Regions from separate parts of the Homo sapiens genome. Here region 2 is linked to region 1. The links are chromatin contacts, found by Hi-C or POLR2A ChIA-PET in ENCODE. All regions are on one chromosome and are shown on one strand. Each heading gives the region's core, a stretch centred on a gene start or an enhancer-like site at or near the end of the contact. The rest is flanking DNA. Distances are from core to core; before and after follow the strand shown. Region 1 has its middle 36 kb from the start of KCNIP1. Region 2 holds the start of KCNIP1 (potassium voltage-gated channel interacting protein 1).

What was found. A loop is a pair of places that touch in the nucleus more often than their neighbours do. ChIA-PET counts read pairs that join two places held with the same protein, here RNA polymerase II (POLR2A). Pooled maps may share reads with other maps.
Region 2: a map of CD14-positive monocyte shows a loop between it and region 1 (2.3-fold over the local background). The contact joins the promoter of KCNIP1 here to the enhancer-like site in region 1. A Hi-C loop is called at or near these places in 3 of 168 maps with a recorded cell type or tissue (CD14-positive monocyte, GM18951 and endothelial cell of umbilical vein) and 2 of 50 pooled maps. POLR2A ChIA-PET finds 5 or more read pairs at or near these places in 5 of 52 experiments (AG04450, HEK293, OCI-LY7 and 2 more).

The regions. Positions count from the first base shown.
Region 1 is chr5:170,464,422-170,471,691 of GRCh38, reverse strand. It overlaps a transcript of KCNIP1 not described here. Among named protein-coding and RNA genes, the nearest start is that of KCNIP1, 36 kb to the left of the region's middle. Within about 2 kb of position 4,536, at least 3 of the 41 ENCODE cell types and tissues checked have a DNase peak (open chromatin) inside an H3K27ac peak, as active enhancers do; they include CD14-positive monocyte and endothelial cell of umbilical vein, where a contact is called at or near this core.
Region 2 is chr5:170,500,215-170,507,484 of GRCh38, reverse strand. KCNIP1 (potassium voltage-gated channel interacting protein 1) reads right to left here and starts at 3,465. Exons shown (of 8, transcript NM_014592.4): 1 at 2,852-3,465. The coding sequence starts at 2,912.

The DNA.
Region 1 (7,270 bases), core at 3,287-5,786:
CCTGAGCAGCAGTTCAGTTCAGCACCTGGCCCGCTGCTTCCCTGCTTTGCTTGGAATTACTGCTGAGGGCACTCAGGGCCTTGCAGACTGGCATGTGGAGCCAAGCTTCAGTCACGGCGGACTTTAAATCCCAGCTGGGCCACTAGTAACTGTGGCAGCTCTCCTTCCTGGGTCTTCCTCCCTCCCTGAGCTGTGAAAAGGGAGATGGATCAGAACAAACTACCCTCGCCCTTGAAGGGAAGTGGATGGCCATCCATTTATGGAAAACTTGGTCATCCGATCTGGTCTGCAGACATTGACTAATATACTCACCAAACAGTGGTTTCTTCTGGACAAGGTATTGGGACTGGGGAGGGTGTTGTTTAGAGCAACTCTCTTATTTGGGTTTTCCACAATAAGCATTGATTGCTTTTGTACAGAAAATGAATGAACACTTCCACCCCATACAGATTCTAGAGCACCCAACCGATAGTTCAAGATAGGGGGCGAGATGGAGCACAGACCCCTCTTAGGAGCCTGCCAGGCACTCCTCTCCCCAAGCATGGAAATAAAGGAAAATCTAGAAATTCCAGGCACGTAGCAAGCCTTGAAAAGTAAATGCGCAACTTGACAAGCAAGAAGGTAATAGTAGCTTAAGACAATAGCCAAGGAAATTAGAGTCATAGGATATTTGGTTTCCTGTAGAAACTAAAGATAACATCTCAACCTACGTCCCTGAGTTGTGTTTCAGAAACCCAGACCTCCACCAAATGGAAAGTGCCATCTGCAGGCACAGAGACCTTGGATAAGGGGAAGCTGAGGACCGAACTCCAACCACCATGCTTTCTCCTAAGTTTCTTGCTGAGGGACCTGGAAGAGATCATGCCCACGGGCAAGAGCTAACGTTCTTTTCTGCCTACACCAAAATTTTAGACAAAACTTCACCTCCTTAACCCATCACAACACTGAAAAATCTTTGAATCCACCTTTCACTTGCCACACTCCCAAACTTCCGCTTCAAGATGCTTTGCCTTTTTAGGCCAAACCAACACATAGTCTCCATGTATTAATTTATGATTTTGCCTGTAACCTCTCCCCCTCTACCTTTAAAAACCCTTACCTGTAAGCCATCAGGGAGTTCTGATCTTAAGCATGAGCTGCCCAATTCTGCTTGCTTGGCGCCCTGCAATAAATGCCTCACTTTCTCTGGCTGCAATCCCAATATCAGTGTTTGGCTGCACTGTGCCGGGTGGGCAGACCCAAGATCAGTTCGGTAACAAGAGTAAAAGTCTGCTGAGAGACAGGTCCTGCCCTTGGGGAGCTCACGGTGGTCTAGGGGAGAGGGGGCATAGGGCAATTCTGTTACAGGCATGTTGATTCTGTTGTGTTAAGGGCTGGGGCAGAGGGAAGCCCAGAGTGGCTAATGTGGGGCATAGGGAGGAGCCTCAGGAAAGGTTTCCTGGGCAAGGGGACACCTGAGCTGAGATGTGAAGAAGAGCTCTTTTACTATTTAGTAGAAGAGAGGAGGAAAGGAGAAAGTGGGGGCCAGATGTGCTCAAGTGAAAGTGCAGAGGCCTGAATGAGCACTGGGAATTCAAAGACGGGCAGCTAGTTCTGTAGGAATGGGGCGACAGCTCAGATTGGCTCTTCCATTTTCACACAGGGATATCAATTCCACTATCTGCCTGGCTGATAACTCTGCCCTCAATCAAGAATAACGGCATTCTGGGCCTTGCCAGGAAATACGTGAACCTCTGCTGTCCCTATCTCTTATTAAGAAAGAGAGAAAAGCTCTATTGAAAGAATTGTTATTTATGGAGGATTGAGTGAAGGACATTCATTCTGCAAGAGTATAGGTTTTATCCATGAATCAAGTCAGGTCATCAGAAAACTTGCACCCAAGGACAGAGAGATCAATGGAAGAGAATGGAAAGGCCAGAAATAGACCCAGATACAAATGGGAATTCATTGCTAGATAAAGGTGGCTTTGCAATGCAGCAAGGAAAAGATGGCTCACGTGTTGAAAGCCGGAGAGTAAGAGATATGAGAACTGAGAAGCCTCTAGCGGGTTTGGTAAGGTGGAGGGCATTGGTGCCCTCAGAAAGCACAGTCTTGGTACAGTCAGTAGCTGGGGAGGCAGGAAGTAGAGACAGTGAGAGGATCCACTCTTGAGAGAAGTTTGGGCACAACCCAGAGGGGAGGCATGAGGCCACACCCCAAAGGCGATGAGGAAGGGAGAGAGGGATGTTAATCTTTATTCTTATGGGAAACATGAACATGTTTTTAAGATATATTGTTTTTTGTTTGTTTGTTTGTTTTGAGGCAGGGTCTCCCTCTGTTGCCCAGGCAGGAGTGCAGGGCGTGATCATGGTTCACTATAGCCTTGAATTCCTGGGCTCAAGTGATCCTCCTGCTTCATCCTCCTAAATAGCTGGGACTACAGGTGTACACCACCATGCTCAGCTAATTTTACATGTTTTTTTGCAGATCGGGTCTCACTATGTTGCCCAGGCTGATCTTGAACTTCTGGCCTCAAGGAATCCTCTTGTCTCAGCTCCCAAAGCTTGAGGATTACAGGCATGAACCACCACACCCGGCTCAAGTTATCTTGTTAAGCACAAAAGCAGTACAGAATGTTAGATGCAGAATATATCTCTTTGTTTAAAAATGGGGCTGGGGAGAGATTCTATGCTTATGCAAATAACATTTCTGGGCAGAAACACAAGGAACTTGTAATGATGGTTACCTCTGGGAAATGGGGCAAAGGGCTTCAGCTTTTTCCTTACATACTGGTTGATTTTTTTTTTTCATTATAGCCATTAAAAAAATTTTGTTTGAGACAGGGTCTCACTGTGTCTTCCAGGCTGGAGGGTAGGGGCGCGATCTCGGCTCACTGCACCCTCCACCTCCTGGGCTCAGGTGATCCTCCCATCTCAGTCTCCTAAGTAGCGGTGTGCCACCACATCCAGCTAATTTTTGTGTGGTTTTTTTTTTAGTAGAGATAAGGTTTCTCCATGTTGCCCAGGCTGGCCTCAAACTCCTGGGCTCAAGCTATCCACCCACCTCGGCCTCCCAAAGTGCTGAGATTACAGGAGAGAGCCACTGCACCTGGCCTAATGATATTTTTTAAATAATAAAAAAACTATTAATTAGATGCCCTCAAGAGCAGCTCTTAGGCGCCAAAAATATTGATGAAAGGTTTCTTTGTTTTTCAAAATTAACATTCAATTTATTAAAGTAACAAATTCATATGGACCCAAGTTCCTCCATAAGCTTTGAAATTCAGCTTACGAATCTTATTATTTATTTATAGGTCTAGCAAATTTTAACAATCACATTTAAGAGTACCTTTGAGAAATGTTTCGTCTCATTTACAAATGTTTTTAATTAAATTGCTCTAAACATTGTAAACTGCATTTATAGGCTTAATATATTTTAATTCCTTTTTAAGTACTTCAATTGTCTAACAAACCTTCTCAGATATTTAAGTAATTGTTATAAATCTAATTCATTAAACTTCTAAAGACGGCAAGGCTTAAATTCTTTTACAGGTTCCAAATCTTATTTAAATACAGTAAGATTTCAACTTAGAATCTGATGTCAAAGTCAATTGCTCCGTTAAACATTTTATATTAGAAGGAAAAGTTCATATATGACTCTGAAAGGCCACAGATTCTTAAACATTACAAGTGTGTAAACATAGCTTATTTCAAAGCACAAATATCTTAATAGAAAGAATATAGTTCTATTCCATACTTCTATACTTAGTTTCCTTTTTTTTTTTTTTTTTTTTTTGAGATGGAATCTGACTTTGTTGCCCAGGCTGGAGTGCAATGGCGTGATCTCAGCTCACTGCAACCTCCACCTCCTGGGTTCAAGCGATTCTCCTGCCTCAGCCTCCTGAGTAGCTGGGACTACAGACAGGCGCCAACACACCTGGCTAATTTTTGTATTTTTAGTAGAGATGGGTTTTTGCCATGTTGATCAGGCTGGTCTCTAACTCCTGACCTCAGGTGATCCACCCGCCTCGGCCTCTCGAAGCCCTGGGATTACAGGCGTGAGCCACCGCGCCCAGCCTATACTTAGTTCTAAATCTTCCTTGGGTTAGAAGATGCTCACCTATGGTCCTGCCAATGTCATCTTCCTCATTCTAAGAACCTGAGCGTGGATGGGGCCTCCCTCTGCTCCCTGCTACCTCCCTGCCCCTGCACCAGCCTCTCCTTCTTTCCACTGGTAGTAAAGAAGCTGTTCCTCCTCCCCACTCAGGCCAAAACCACCTTTGTTTTGTGAAGATCCTCCAACTTTCTTATTGGGTTGGTGCAAAAGTAATGGTGGTCTTTGCCATACTTGCCTGATATTCATCATTCTTTTCTCTCATATAGATCTAATTGTTTCCTCTCAGCTTGGACAATGTCACATCAGCATTTTAAATGTGCTCAGGTCTCTCTCTTAAATACAATAAAGCTAAAAACGTCGACCTCTGCACTGTATTAGTCACTTTCCTGTCTACCTCTGACTCACGGCCAGCTGCTTTCAGAAGCTGTCTACACTGGGTATCTTCATTTCCCCATCTTTGCCATCCGCCAGCACATTCCATCTGACTGTGCTTGTCAACTCCGCCAAAACTTCTCTCCCTAAGGTAACCAGTGATAGTCATGTCATCACATCCAATGCCTACTTTTGAGTCTCGGTTTTATTACACTCACATTCTCAGTAATGTTTGACTCAGGACTTGGTTTATTTGAGACATTGTACTCCCTTGCCTTCCATGAAATCATCCTTGTATGATTTTCATTCATCCTTCTTGGCTATTCCTCCTGCTATAGACTGAATACTTGTGACCCCTAAAGTTCATATACTGAAATCTTAACCCTCAAGGTGATGGTACTAGGAGGTGGGGATTTGGGGAGGTGATTAAGTCATGAGGGTGGAGTCTTCATGAATGGGATTAGCGTCCTCATAAATGAAGTCGCAGAGAGCTTCCGTACATCCTCTACCATGTGAGAACATAGCCAGAAGGCAGCATCTATGAGCCAGAAGGCAGACTCTCACTTGCACCTTGATCCTAGACTTCCCAGCCTCCAGAACTGTGAGAAATGAATTTCTGTGGTTTATAAGCCACTCAGGCTATGGTACTTTGTTATAGCAGCCTGAATGCACTAAGACACCTTTTCTGTTTCTAATAATGGATTTCTTTTAGCCTTGGCCCTAGATCCTTTACTCATTTCACCCTCTGCTTTTTCCCTGGAAATTCCATCCATTTAAAAATTGTATTTATTTTATTACCATCTCTTTGCAGATGACTGCTAGGGTTAGATCTTCACCCCAGACCTTTCTTCTAAGCCCCAAACCTACGTATCCACATTCTGACTAGACATATTAATGTGGATCTACATATCAGCTTGAACTCCTGCTCTCTCCCCTGCTAATCACATCCTCCTCTTGGGTGTCCTTTCTCAGTGAATGACACCACCGTTCATTCTGTTTGCAAGCCAGATTTGGGAGTCACTCTTGACATTGCCTTCTCTCTCTCTACCCCATGCATCATCTGTCACTATTCCCTGTACATTTTAATTTAGAAATCTCTCTTAAACCTCCCCACTTGTCTTCTTCTCAATTTGAGCCTCCCTAGCCCCAAGCACTATTATTTCTTTACTGGAAAAATGCACTAGTCCCCTCCTTGGTCTCCCACATCTGGCCCGTGGTACACATCCTCTCACTTGTCTTCCAAACCACATTCATCGTTCCGGTTAGTTACAAACATGGGCTTTCTGACCCTCCCCCTGTTGGATTCTCCTGCTGCTTCCTCCTGCTCCATGTGGTTCAGAAACATTGGTCTTCTTTCAGTTGCAGGAATGGACCATCTCCCTCCCTCTTGGGACCTTGCACTTGTTCTAGAATGTTCTTCTGAGGACCTTCCCCCAACACCTGCTTAACTAGCAAATTTCTTCCCATTTCTTAGGTCCTAGTTCAAGAAGCCTTCTCTGCCCTCCGGACCCAGATAAGGTTCAGAGCAGTATCTGAATACATGTATTTCTCTCTCACTCTCTCTCTCTCTCTTTCTGTCTCTCTCTTTGTGTTTGTGTGTGTGCGTGATGAAGGTCTGACTCCACCAGTGGACTGTCCCTTGAGATTAGGAAGTATCTATTTTTTTGTTTCTTCAGTGTCGTCAGAACCTAGCACAGTACTTGGTACATAGTAGGTGCTCAATAAAAGTTGACAATGGCAAATGCTTCGGAGGCCAGTGCCCTTCACATCCCTTGGTTCCCTTGGATGAAGACATTTCTTTGAGCAATAACAGCTTGGAAAAGCTCAGTTTTCTCTAAAGGACTGATGTGTGAGAGGGAAGCAAGGGAAGGAGGATGGAAAGAAAAACAGGTGGTTTATAGCCTCTGATAAGGGGCAGGCTGGGTTTTCTCCCTAGGAATTTGCAGAATCATGTTCACATTCTAGTGAGAATAATGGATATATTGTAGGATCTATAGCAAAGGTTTGTTGTACAGAAAAATTTTATCATCTGTATGAAATTTTGTGTCTCCTCCTCACAAACTGTAGCATGTTAGCTCAGCCAGCTCTGGGTGTCTGCATCTCTCTCCAGCGTCCAGCATGTCCCAGTGCTCATGTTCCTGAAGGATCCCTCACATGGCTTGGAAGTTGAAAGACTGAAAGATCATCAGAACAGGTGGAGCATGTGTACAGAGAGCACTTGTGGCACACAGGTGACAGTGGAAGTGATCATATGGGAGCTCTGGAGCTTGCCTCCTAACCGTCTGGGCATCCACACTCAAGCCAGTAGGGCAGAGACTAGAAAGCAGGCTGTCCACTGAGTGGACACTTTCAGAAATGTGGATGAGGCACAACACGCCCTGTCTGGTCGCTGGATGAGGTCCCTAAGCCAGGCTTTGGGGGTTAGAATTCCATGATTCCCAAGCGTCTTGGGCTGTCTGTTCACAGGTCCTGTGTCGAAGAAACTCAAGAGTGGTGTAGGTAGTGGCTGAGAGGATGCAATGTCTTTATACTTAGGGCAGATCTGAATGTGGACCCGCATTTGTGGTTACCCAGCTCTCTGACCTCAAGCAATTCCCCATATTTCTTTGAGCCTGGGCTCTGCATCTGAAATACTGAGACAGTGGTTCCACTTGACTGCATTGTTGTGAGGTTTTGAGATGATAAATATTACCGTACTCAGTTCAATGTTTTCACTGCCATAGCTTTGAAGTAAGATTCGAAATCAGGAAGTGCAAGATGGACTTTGTCTAGCTTTGTTCTTTATCAGGATTGTTTTGGCTAT
Region 2 (7,270 bases), core at 2,216-4,715, 37 kb before region 1:
CTGCCTACTTCGAAAATGGCCTTACTCTGGACATTTGGAAGCCCCAAACAATAGAGCCATAAATTGAATAGTACCTCAAATTTGCTGACCACTTATGTAGCAGAGACTGTGCTAAATGCTTGACTTGCATGATCCTTGAAATCCACACAACACAACAGCTATTTTAAGATGGTAACTACTACTATCTCTGTTTTATAGTTGAGGAAAACAAGGCTTAGTCATACAGCTAGTAAGTGGCAGAGCCTGAATTTGAACCCAGCAGGGAGACTGATTCCTGAGTTGAAAAATCCCAACTGCTCTCTTCCGGTTGCTTCTAATTAGATCTGAGCCTCACGTCTCTGAGATCATAGCAGCAGCTCTGGTGAGAGCATCAACCATAAAAATATTAGAATTTGAGAACCAAATGGAACCTGAGGAAATGCCTAATGTAAGTTTCTCCCTTTACAAAGAAGAAACCGAGGCCCCAGTGGGGAAAAGTGACCTGGCCAGGATAGGCTCCCTGACCACTAGCCTCCTCAGCCAGGGCTTCCTCCAGGTTTCCAAGCTGCCTCCCATAGAAGGGTCTTCTGCTGATTAGCATTCCACTATGCAAGGCAGTGAGATGACTGTGCTTCGGGGGCAAATACCTGGGGGAACATATGCAGCTGGACCCCTGGACAACTCACGCCAGTGGGCTTTGTGCAGGAAGGGCTGAGTGCCCAGTGCTTCGATAGCTTGTCTTGGGAGTCCACCCATTGGCCCCGAACCTGCTATGAGCCTCAAACGAACATTGTTGTGAGGGTTAAATGAGAGTTGTTGATAAAACACCGAGCATTATGGCAAGCACACAGTAGGGACACACTGAATGCCAGTACCCCCTCTTCTGTTTCTTAGAATCCGAGGAGACAGAAGCAAAGACCTTTGTACTCTGGGAATCCTGCAGGAATTCATCCAGGGTGAATTCCTGGATGTTTGGGGCAGGAGAAGGAAATGGTAGACAGCAATGTCTGAGCTCTTACTCTTTTCCCAGCCCTATGCACGGAGCTCCCTATTCATCATTCATTTGATTCTCACATCCTTACAACAACTTCCTCTGGGTCCCTGGTGGCTGCAGCCAACACAGTATATGAGGCAGAGTCTTCCCTTCCTCTACTTCCTACATACCCTTCCCTCCGGGAAGTAGCATACGAATTTCATGGATGAAAAACTGAGGCTTAGGGAGGTGCGGGGGACTTTCCTAAGGTCCCAGAGGCAGGGAGTGATGGAGCTGGGATTCACACCCAGACTCCACTTGACTCTAGGGCTTGAGATCTTTCTGTGACACCCAGCTCCCAGGAGAGCCACAGGCATTGAAAATATTTAAAAACAAGCCCCTGACTTTCCTGTCCCCACAGTCCCCTGGCCTCTGAGACCGCATGGTGGTCAGACAGATGATGAGGGAGAAGACCTATATTTGGCGCTGAAAATTGTCCCCAGTCAAGCAGCATCCCAGGATCTGTGAGAGGTGAGGCTTAGAATGTCAAGGCCTTGGGCTGAGCTTTGCAGACCTGTTCTGGTCAGGACTGGTAACAGGACAACCAGTCCCTTCCTTGCCAGCAGGACATGTAACTCAGCTGGACAAATGGGCCAAAGCCTCTTCCTATGTTCTAGGATGTAAATGCCAACCCAGCTTCAGCACCTAAGATCTGCACCCAGAGATCTCTTTCCTCGGGGCTCAGCCAGCCTGATGCCCCTGGGAGCTGGGCCAGAAGCTGGGACCCCTTCTTCCAGGGGGTTTCAAGGACAGCTTACTTATGGAGATCTCTGTGGTTCTAAACAGGGTGAGACCAACCAAGTTCTAAGAGGAGACTTATTGTTCACTTGGGGTCCCTTACCCCATTACACTTCTACTCACTATCAGGCCTGTAGGGTAGGAGCTTAACTCCCACCTGTATCCAGGATGGGGGCTCTGATGGTAGAATTTGAATGTTTAAGTGTCAAGCTGCTTAAAATCTTACCACTCGTAGTGACATTTGAACATTAAACAAAACAAAACCCATCATTTCCCGTTTCCTAACTGCTTCCAGTCTCTTTATTCCAACCACTAACTTTTGAACTGCTGGTAAGGAGACCTGCATTGTCCTCCAGGGCCCAACACACTGGTTCCAACTTCACCTGGACCCATTTGAGGACTCTCCCACGGATGGTGAGATCAGCCATGCCTCGGCTGGGGACAGGTGGTGAAGGAACAGCGTCCAGGCAGAAGAGACTCCACGATATTATGCTTTTTAATCCTTGATGTAAGCTCAGCTCGCAGCCAGCCCTTCACGGTTGCTCCTCCTGACTCCCGGAGCCACCAGGACATGAGGCCTGGGAGTTTTACCCCTGGCAGCAGCTGATTCCTTTTGGCTTGCAGAGGTTTTGGGGGTGCAGACAGAGCACTCTTCCTGATGAAGGGACTCGCAGGTCTGCACCTGGCATAGCCGCCTAGGAGGAGTGTGGGAGTGTGGCAGCACCCTCACTGAGTGCTCAAACGCCAGCTGTCATGGGAATGGGAAGAGCTTCACCACACTTCCACCAGAGAATCCGGTCACCCCCACCTGTGAACATGCCGCTTCCTTCGGCTCTCAGAGATTTCCCCAGGAGGAGAGTCCCGACACCTGGTGCCCCAGAGGGGTCCAGTTGCCGCTGGGGCAGACGTCCACTCCGGCTCCCTCCTCTGGGTGTTCACACCAGCCCTCCCGCCGATTTCTCTCTCCTTTGGATACAAGCACCTGTCCGGGCTCCTCGTGGAGAGGAGAGTCCGGACTAAGGGAGGCAGGTGGCACAGCCCACCTCGGCGCCTAGCACCCCCAAGCCCAGACAGGGGAACAAAAGGAAGAAGGTGGCTTACCTTTCGAGGGTCGCCTTTGTTTGGTTTGCAGAGATGAGAAGGTGCCCATGACGGCCCCCATGGCAGCGAAGACTTGAGTGCGAGTTGGGACCCCGGGCCCGGCCCCTCCCCTACCCTGGAAAGAAATCCCCGTGGTTTGTCTACTCTGAATTGGAGGAGAGAAAAGCGCCCGGCAGCTCGCCTGCAGCTTGGTATTCAGCAAGCGTGGAGGCGAGGCTAGGAGGCTTCTGGCTTCCTTCTTCAGCCCCGCACATGCAGGGACTCAGGGCTAGCCGCTCCCCGCGAGCCTTCGGAACCGCTTCCCCGCGCGAGGACCCGGCCCGGCGGTTCCCTCGCCCAGGGCCGAGGACGGTGCCCTGAAGCCTGCCTGGCACTGGACACGGGGCCAGAGCGGCCGCCCGGCCGAGGCTGCCGAGCCAGCGCCGCGTGCGGTGCGGGAGCCGCCGTCCGCCCGCCCCTCCTGCCGCACACTCGGCTCCCCTCCCTGCGCTCGGGCTGGGTCTCGGAGGGCCGAGTACCAATCATGAATGAACAGAGCCCGGACCGCGCGGCGCGGAGCCACAGCGCGCCCGCCTGCTGCCTGCTGCCTGCTGCCAGCGCTCGGGGCGAGAGTCGGAGCGGCGGAGGGGGCGGCGGAGGGGGCGGCGGGCGGGCAACTACGGAGGGGCGGGGCGGGGGCGAGGGCTGCACGGTGGGGGCGGGGGACGCCCAGCCCTGCGCCCTCACCCCTGCGCACCCTCATCTGCCGGGGTATGTGCGGGAGCCCCGGGAGCATGTAACCCTAAGAGACAGACCCGGGGCCAGGCACCTGGCTGATGGGTGAGGTTCAGGGGGCAGTAGATTGGCCCCAGGGAGACTGTGTGTGTGTATGTGTGTGTGTGTGTGTGTGTGTGTGTGTGTGTGTGTGTGATGTGCGTGCGTGCGTGTGTGTGTGTGTGTGTCCCTGTGTGTGGTGCATTGTGATTTCATTCGACTTCAAGGGAAATCTTATTTAACCCACTGCCTGAACTCATGGGGAGGGGGAAAGTCTGCCCCACCCAGAAAGGGGTGAAAAACACATCCAAATGGGTGGTCATGGGAAGAAGGTGCCGTCCTGCTCCGCGGGTCCTTGAGGGTTCTGCAGAATCCTCCTATGGCAGGGCCCACCTTCTAGTGACAGGGAGTTGGGGAGGAGAAAGGAGCCCTCAGCCCCTCTGGGCCCTTACACTCTCATTTTTCTTTTTCTTTTTTTTTTTTTTTTGAGACGGAGTCTCGCTCTGTTGCCCAGGCTGGAGTGCAGTGGTGCGATCTCTGCTCACTGCAACCTCTGCCTCCCAGATTCAAGCGATTCTCCTGCCTCAGCCTCCGGAGTAGCTGGGATTACAGGCGCCCACCACTAGGCCCAGCTAAATTTTTTTGTATTTTTTAATAGAGACGGGGTTTCGCCATGTTGGGCTGGCTGGGCTTGAACTCCTGACCTCAGGTGATCCACCCGCCTTGGCCTCCCAAAGTGCTGAGATTACAGGCGAGAGCCACCCCACCCGGCCTGCTCTCTCATTTTTCTGTTTCTTTCCTCCTTGGTTCTACCTCTTCTCCCTTTCCAGCTCAATAATTCATTAGCCATCAGCTCCTGGGCACGGGTTGTTAGTGCTTGAAGGGGCAATGATTAGATTTAGGAAGCCATTTCCCTTCTGTGAGTGGCGTCTCACCCAATGGGCAAAGTTTGCGTCCCTGCCTGTGGACTCAAAGCCTTGTGGTGTTGAATTGCAAGGTTTGCTCCCTGGAAGGTGGAGGAAGAGCTTCCCCTCCCCCAAGTCTGAGCTGCTTGGGTTCCCACTGAGACCCATTTTGATTGACACTGAGGATCCTTTGCCCAAGCTGCCCCCTACAATCCCACCCAGCCATTTTCTGTCTGCCACACAGATACACACCATGCTAGCAGTTCACAGAATACCCGGATGTATGGCCTCATAAACAAGCATGCATGCCCAGAAAGTCCCACAAACATATGGGCGCAGGTCCTTAAGTCCGCACAGACATTGCTATTGTACACACAGACAGACCCAAGGCTCATAATACACCTACAGTTGCCCCCCACGAAGGTGGAGAGACACACAAACACACAGGCATGCAGACGCACACACAGCAAAACAGCATGACAGTCACCACATTCACACAGGCTCAATGCCACATAGGCACAGAGTTGAATCCCCAGGATACAGGCCCCTTGAGAGCTGCTTCCCCTAATGCCAACCCATGAGCTGTCCCCTCAGGGCCACAGGTAGCCTGTGACTTGGCCAGGGTCCTTGAATAGTTTTCTTCACCTGTGCAGCATTTATTGCTTTTCTGCAATCCCAGCATGTGTCCTGTTTTGTGCAACAGGGGAGGGGCACTTACTAACATACTTCCTTTCCTTTGCATTGCCCACTGCTGTGCAACCACATTGTCCACGTGATGCCCACCAAACCCCTGTGAATTAAGCAGGTGCCTGATCATTACCCCAGAGAGAAATTGAGGCTTACCTTGTGTTAGAAATTTGCCTGAAGTTGCCCAGCCAGGATGTGGGATTAGAACTTGGGTTCCAGGCCTCTGTCGTGGTCTCCTGGGGAACCCCTGCTCACAGATGAGGGCACTGAGCCAGAAAGACCTGCTGGGGGTCCCACCAGATTCACAACCTCTGCTCTCCTAACTGCCAGCTCAGGGCTTGTCCAGGCCAGGGAGGCCTGGAATCCTGGAAGATGGAGCAGGGGCTGGTCCCTGCTTCCCTCCTGCCTTCTCTGTTCGAGAAGAGGGCATGCGAGGCTGAAGCTTGGGGTCACTAGAGGACCCAGTGGGATATCCAGGATTCAGGGAACAGAGGAGAGCTCTTTGCTGAGGAGAAAGTTAAGCCACCCTGGGTGTCTTTGCCAACTTGTCAGGGATACCACTGGGTGAGCACCAAGCTACTTCCCCCTTGGGGCTCTGCTAATTTTCATGGTACCTGAATGACCATAAGGACAGCACTTGAGAGGTCACAAAAGGCTAGAATGTCATCCTCTCATTTCTGCTTCCCCACAACCCACTGAAGAAGCAGAGTACAGATGACTTGCTCCATTTTGCAGATCAGAAATAGCAAAGTGCTTCTGGACGTGTTTGCAATTGGCTGCCTCTGAACAGTAGGTATAAAGTGAAGTCACCAAAATAAAATCCAAACCATTGAACATGAATTATGAGGTCTTTTTTGTGGCCTGTGGCTTCTTCTACAAATCCTCCCTGACCCCTGGTGTTCCCTTTGTGGCTCAGCCACCCAGACCCCTCACTATTTCTCAGATGCGTGTTGTGGTTCTCCTTCAGGGCCTTTGCACGTGCTGTTCCCCTTGCCTGGAATGTTCCTCACCTCTTTCTCCTTCTGGCCACCTGCTGCTTACCCTGGAATATCTACTGCAGATGTCATCTCCTCCAGGGATCCCTCCCTGGCCCTGAGTCGGTGCCCTGCTTGTGGTTTCCATAGCACCCAGGGCTTCTTATCAGAGCACTCCTTACTTTGTTTCTCATTGTTCCTTTCCTTGCCTGTCTCTCCCTCTGGACTGTTTTAACTGCTTTACATACTGATTTAACTCTCTACTTTCTGCTTAACCTCCGGTTTCTGACAGGGGTGCAGCCAACCTATGCTGAATAAATGAATGAGTGAGTCTCTTTTCTTTGCTCAGTGACCCAGTTAGTAAGCAGAAACTGATGATTACCAGATCATCCTTGCCCCTTAAAGGAAGACACATGCTCTGCCAAGTGAAGATTCATTCATTCACTTATTTATTCAACAAATATTCATTCATTCATGTATCTACCATGTACCAGATATTTACATGCACAATAGCTCATTTATTCCTGCGGACGCCTTGTGACATGGGTATTATTTGCAGATAAATACACACACATACGCACGTGCCCACTGTACAATGCAGCCAACATCACCCATGAGATGCTCACAAAGAATGTGTCTAAGTAGAAGAACACAGGTAAGTGTGAGGGGCAAGAGAGAAAGATGATGATAACAGGCCCTCTGCCTGCCTCCTGGGAACTTGCAACAGAGAGCAAAGAACTGCATGGGGAGAGAGGGAGTGACAAAATGAATGTGCAGAGGGAGTGCTGAAGAAGCCTCCCATCAGTCACCCTGACTGCAGGAGCCATTTGTCCTGTTGTCCCTCCCATGATGTACTCAATACAGCGACCTTGCCAGCCCCATCCAACCTGAGCTTCAGTGGCTGTTGCTCCCTTTACTCTGGAAGGTGAACTAGCTCATGCACTTTCTCCAGCTCTGACCCCTCCCTCATGCACCCCGGTGTGGACTGAATGTTTGTGTCCCTCCAAAATCCCTGTGTTGAAGCTCTAAGCCCCTGTATGGCTGTATTTGAAGAAGGGACCTCTAAGGAACTAATGAAGGTTAAAAGAGGTCATAAGGGT